Linked DNA regions of Homo sapiens: region 2 is linked to region 1. The links are chromatin loops, found by intact Hi-C in ENCODE. Cell type or tissue: mammary epithelial cell. All regions are shown on one strand. Each heading gives the region's core, and the rest is flanking DNA. Links, peaks and the distances in the headings are about the cores only. Region 1 has its middle 19 kb from the start of LINC01056. Region 2 holds the start of YTHDF1 (YTH N6-methyladenosine RNA binding protein F1).

Region 1 (2,902 bases), core at 147-2,646:
GCTTAGACCAGGAGAACTGGACACTGCTTCTGGCAGCAGCTGAACAGGAGGGAAAGGTACCTTACTCTTTCCCTGTGTACAAAGGAGTGACTGAGTAAACAAATGAGTGAGTGAGTGTGTGTAAATAAATTAATGAATGTGTGTGGATGAGTGAGTGAACAAGTGAGTGCATGTGTGTGAAGGAATGAGTGAGCAAACAAGTGAGTGTGTGAATGAATGAGTGACTAAAGGAATGAGTGGGTGAACAAATGAGTGAGTAAACAAATGAGTGTGTGTGAATGAATGATTGAATTAGCGAGTGAACAAATGAGTGTGTGAATGAGTGAATGAAGGAATGAGTGAGTGAACAAATGAGTGTGTGAATGATTGAGTGAAGGAATGAGTGAACAAATGAGTGTGTGAATGAATGAGTGAAGAAAGGAGTGAACAAATGAGTGTGTGAATGAATGAGTGAAGGAATGAGTGAACAAATGATTGCATGAATGAATGACTGATCAAATGAATGTGTGAATGAATGTGAGTGAACGAGTGAATGAAGCAATGAGTGAGTGAACAACTGTGTGTATGAATCAGTGTGTCCATGAATGAGTGAATGTGTGTGAGTGAATGAGTGAAAGAAATGAATGAGTGAACAAGAGTGAGTGAACAAATAAGTGTGTGCATGAATCAGTAAGTGTGTGCATGAATGAGTGAATGTGAATGAGTGAGTAAACAAATGATTGTGTGTGAGTGTACAAATGAGTGTGTGTGAATGGGTGAGTGAACAAATGAGTGTGTGTGAATGAGTGAGTGAATGAAGGAATGAGTGACTGAACAAATGCGTGAGTGTATGTGAATAAGTGAATGAATGAGTGAACAAATGAGTGTGTGTGAATGAATGAATGAAAAAAGGAGTGAACAAATGAGTGCATGTGTGAATGAGTGAATAAGGAAATGAGTGAACAAATGAGTATGTGTGAATGAATGAGTGAATGAAGGAATGAATAAGTGAACAAATAAGTATGTGAATGAATGAGTGAACAAATGAGTGTGTAAATGATTGAGTGAAGGAATGAGTGAACAAATGAGTGTGTGTGAATGAGTGAATGAGTGAATGAGCGAGTGAATGAATGAGTGAATGAGCGAGTGAATGAGCGAGCGAATGAGTGAGTGACTGCATGAGTGAGAACCTGGGAGTGCAGGCGGGGCCGAGCCGCCGCGGTCACAGTAGCACTGGGGGCGGTGGGCGGGAGACCCCTCCTTAGAGGCCCACGTGCTGGACCCCTCAGCTCTGCCAAAGATGAAATGCCCCCAGACGGGCCAAGGGCTACCCCCAGTGGTTGCAGTAGTGATGGCGCCTCCCCATCCCTGTGGCTGTCGCCTGTCTGCTGCTTTCCCCAGAAGACTTGGGGGCCTGGAGACCCCAAAGTGTGGCGTCCACTGCCAGCCCCGCCAGCCCCGCCAGCCCCGCCAGCCCCGCCAGCCCTCTGCTGCCCTCTGCTGGCCAACTCGATCCACAGCGGCTCCTGGCGGTCGAGGGGAGGGGGACCAAAAGGGACCACAGGGGCGAATTGGGACGATGTCAGCTCCTGCCAGCATCACGGAGCCGGTTGCCACAGTGACGGGCTGCTGTGCGGGCCCTCTGCAAAGCAGGGAGTGCAGCCGTCCTCATTCCACCAGAGCCAAATTCCTCACGCTCTGCCTCCCAGCGAAACCCATGTGACCACGGGCCCAGGGAAGGGGGAAGGGGTGTGGGAGCGGCCGGGCCACTCTGTGCCCCGGGCACCCTGGGCATCGCAAGCCTGGCTCTGCCTGGGACGCCCTCAGCTGGCCCCTCATTCCTCCTTCCAGGTCAGGCCTCCAAATGCTTTCGCAGCCCTGTCCCCGCCAGTCAGACCCGGAGGATGCCAGGGGTCGCCAGTGGCTGCCCTGCCCAGCTCAGAGAGGAGACGATGTACTCAGCCAGAGTGGAGGCCGGGGGCCTGACAGAGGCAGGCGGCACCAGCCAGCCCCCCAGCCCTGTCCTGAGGCTGCTGAGCATGACACCCACTGGGGAGGTGGGCAGCTGACCCAGGGCCTGGCAGGGAGCCGGCTGTAGCACTGCCTGAATCAGGACCCAAGCTCCAGCTGCTCCTGCTCCAAGCTGCCCCTGGCAGCTCTGCCAGCATGCAGGGCACAGCCATGGAGAGGGGACACCCACATGCACTGGGCCAGCTGCAGGCCTGCAGGGCCACCGGGCATCTCACCCATCCTGCCACCCAGCGAGGACAAGGGGCAGAGGAGGAAGCATGGCATGAGGGAGGGTGGAGGGGGAAGAGGGGAGGGAGACCCCATGGCCTGGGCCCCAGCCCACCCCCAGGCCCAGAGCTGCTGTCCACGTGGGAGGACTGGGGCCCCAGGAGGGCGGAGGAAGACCCAGCTCCCGTGGGAGGCTGCCAGGGACTCCCCTGCAGGTTAGGAGCCTCCAGATGTTGCTGCAACATCGATCTTTCCCATTTCTCGAGTTATTACTTTATGTAAACAAACACGAGAGTTGCTGGTTCTAAATAAAGTTGTTTGTCTATGTAAATTAATATATCATATTCTCTCCTGAAATAGAATTATTTGTCTCTGGAGGAATCACGTTAAAGACTGACATAGGGTATAACTGTATCATTTACATATGCAGATATGTCTAATTATTCAACTTGCAATTAAAGGCTTGTGTGTCAGCAAATGAGACTAATTAGACACATTTATCTATGATAATCAGCTTTTTACAAACAAAATAGATCCCCCTTGGTTGATCAGGGAAAGCTGCTGGACCGGGGCCCTTCTCCCGTCGGGCACCTCTCACCAGCCTCACTCCACACCCCCCAGCTACACCCCAGCCCTGGTTTGTGGGGGACAGGGAGAGCCCAGGCTTCCCGCCCTTCAGAGGTGG
Region 2 (2,902 bases), core at 183-2,682, 160 kb before region 1:
GCTGGGGCACAGAGCACTGCTTTTCCTCCTGGTGATGAAATCGGGGTCAAGAATCTAACATGAGAACTTGGTTATAAGCCGGCGAGCCTCTCGCAGGTCCAGGGGTGCATCCACACAACAGCTGACCTCCGGGACCGGGCCCAGGGCTCCGCTGCGGCTGAAGGCCAGGGCCGCAAAGCGAACAAAGCCCGCAGGTCCCGCGGCAAGGGCCGAGGCGCGCGACCTGGAACACGCGGGGGCTCGGAGCTCTGGGCGGGCAGGTGTTTGCGCGCGGGGGAAGGGCAGACCGACCCCGGACAGACCCGTAGCCCAGCTGTCGGACCAGAACAGCGTTTAGTCTTCGGACCTTGGGGAAAACTACAGAGGCCTCAGTGCCGGTAGCGCGTCGGGGGTGCGGCTGTGGCCGGGGTGTGTGTGGGCGGCTGTACACCTGGCAGCAGCCCGCCAGCCCCTTCCCGCCAGGCCCCGCGGCGCCTCCGGACACGCCCCACGTGACTTCCCCGGCTCAGGGCTTCCCCGCCCAGCCGGCTGCGGTCCCCGCCCCGCCGCACGAGACTGGGACCTGAGAGCGAAATCCATCCCGTAAGACGGGAGCGCGCAGGCGCGAAGTGTGGCGGCCCGGCGCGGCGCTCCCGGCCTGCCCCGCGTGCACGCTGACGCCGCGCAGTCTCGTCCCCTGCCGCCGCCGTCGCCGCTGCTGTCGCCGCCGCCGCCGCCATTGGAGTCGACGCCTCCTCAGTGCGTCCGCGTCCCGGGCTCACCGCCGCTGCCGCCTCGCCAGGGGCCCGCGCGCCCAGCAGCCGCCGCCGCCGCCCGGCCGGCGCCCGGGGAATTGGCGGCGGGGCCCGGGGCCGCGCGAGCTAGGGTGACAGGCCCGGCCTCTAGGGGAGGCCCGAGCCGGCGGGCGCCCCGGCCCCGCGTCTAGTTGTTCATGAAGCATGTCGGCCACCAGCGTGGACACCCAGGTAGCGGGGCCGGGTTACAGGGGCCGCGGCCGGGGCCGAGGCGCGGGGTCTGGGTTGAGGTCCTGGGGCTGGAACGCAGAGCCCGGGGTCGCGGAGGCCGGGCCCAGGCGGGACCGGGGTCTCGGGGCCGGGGTCGCACGTGACCGCGCGTCGGGGCCGGCGGAGCTCGCGGCCCGTTGGAGACCAGTTCTCTGGTGAATAACTTTGTGTTTCCCTCTTCCCCCGGGTTGTGTGTACCCCACGTCCCGGCCTGCGGCGGTGCAGAGAACAAAAGGACAAGATAATAAAGGTGAGCGGAGTCCCGGGACGGCCGGCGCGGGCTGGAGTGGAGGAGGACGGGGAAGGAACGGTCCAGGAAGCTGCGTCTGGAACCGGAAACTTTCTCTCTTCCGCCAGCTTCAGGGAGATAAAACTTGAGGTTGTGCGACGATTCTGGGAGATTTGACAGGTCGAAGACAGGGGCTTCTCAAGAAGTGAATAAATGATTGCTCAGAGTAGTTTGGGCCCGTCTCTCCCCACCGCATGATCATGGATTTGCTTTGGGGAAGGGGAGGTAGGAGAGCCGGGTGGACATGGCCGCAGGGGTTGAGCGACTTGCCTTTTTCCGCCCAGCAGGGGCTGCTCTAGGAGAGGGGCAGTCCAAGGTTCTGCAGGCTAAGCTCCACATCCCCGGTAGTTGCAGCCCGTTTTCCAAGTCTGTTAGCATCTCCTGTGACATTATGGCTTGGGATAAACCCTCAGAGCGCACTCATGTGAAAACTGTTAAGTGACACTTCACGTTTACTTGGAACACTTTTTTAGCCAGTTTGTGTGTCAGCTCAGGTGTAACCAAATACGGTTCATCGTGTTTTAAGATTGGAAAAGGCCCAGCACTTTATTTACCTTTGCTTGCTTTTTCTGGCTGAGCATAATAACAGTGGGAAGGTAAGTGGTGTAAAAGGAAAACCAGTCTTGGGGCACCCAAATCACTGAGCCAAAGGGAGAAAGCTACGCTGAGAACTGCTGAGGGCAAACCTGCCTCCCATTCTATTCCTGAAAAAGATAGCTTCTAAGACAAAAAAAGTTACATACTTCCCCCACAGTTTGCCCACAAGGAAATTCCTGGTGGACAAAGGACAGAACTCAGAGTCATTCCTGCTCACTGAGATAAATGCTTATCTGATTGCTTCCTTTGGAAAGGCTAATCAGAAACTCGAAAGAATGCAGCCGTTTGTCTCTTATCTACCTATGACCTGGAAGCCCCCTCCCTGCTTCAAGTTGTCCCGCCTCTCCGGACCAAACCAATGTACATCTTACATTGATGGTTCTCATGTCTCCCTAAAATGTATAAAACTAAGCTGTCCCCCGACTACCTTGGGCACATGTTGTCAAGACCTCCTGAGGTTGTATCATGGGTGTGTCCTTAACCTTGGCAAAATAAATTTTCTAAATTAACTGAGACCTGTCTCAGATATTTGGGGTTCACTGTGGAGAGTCAGATAATAGCTCCCAACAGTCCTTCAGTTGCAGCCCCTTCCCTCCTAAGTTTTCTTCCCTCCGTTCTCCATACGTTTGGGCATACATTCTGCATTTGGGCTTTTGGAGGCTCCACTTCTTTTTGCCACACATAAGTCTTCTTAGACCATGTCAGTTTTCACCCTGGTTATGTGTTCCTTGCATTATGTGTTAACACTTGATTTGGTTAATCTCACCAAATTACGATTAAGCCTTTATTTAAAATTTATCCTAAATTATTGAAAGTTTCCCGTCCCCCTTCTAATTAGTTGTATAAACATCAGTTCTATACTGGTTGTACTCCTTTTAAAATTAAAGCATAATTTCTGCTAGAAATAGATGGAAATAGACTTTGCTAACTTTGCCTTCCAAGCTTAAAAGTAATCTTTTAAAATTTGAGGGTAATATTTTGCAACTTTTTGTTCTAGTACAAAATGGTTCGT

What was found. A loop is a pair of places that touch in the nucleus more often than their neighbours do. Peaks named below come from ENCODE experiments on the same cell type or tissue, not always from the same donor. Only the 100,000 strongest peaks of a DNase experiment are listed, where the experiment ranks them.
Region 2: it touches region 1 in a loop (35-fold over the local background); 9 of 110 quality-filtered maps call a loop at or near these places.

The regions. Positions count from the first base shown.
Region 1 is chr20:63,055,173-63,058,074 of GRCh38, reverse strand. No RefSeq gene overlaps it. Among named protein-coding and RNA genes, the nearest start is that of LINC01056, 19 kb to the right of the region's middle. RefSeq lists a silencer at 1,433-1,633. In mammary epithelial cell, for the core only: a CTCF peak has its summit at 1,500 (motif pointing left); no DNase peak of the experiment used is centred there.
Region 2 is chr20:63,213,929-63,216,830 of GRCh38, reverse strand. It overlaps YTHDF1 (YTH N6-methyladenosine RNA binding protein F1), which reads left to right and starts at 700. Exons shown (of 5, transcript NM_017798.4): 1 at 700-965; 2 at 1,230-1,254; 3 at 2,888-2,902. The coding sequence starts at 939. RefSeq lists silencers at 348-627, 758-827. In mammary epithelial cell, for the core only: a CTCF peak has its summit at 1,580 (motif pointing right); a DNase peak (open chromatin) is centred at 590; H3K4me3 peaks cover 1,542 bases; H3K27ac peaks cover 688 bases.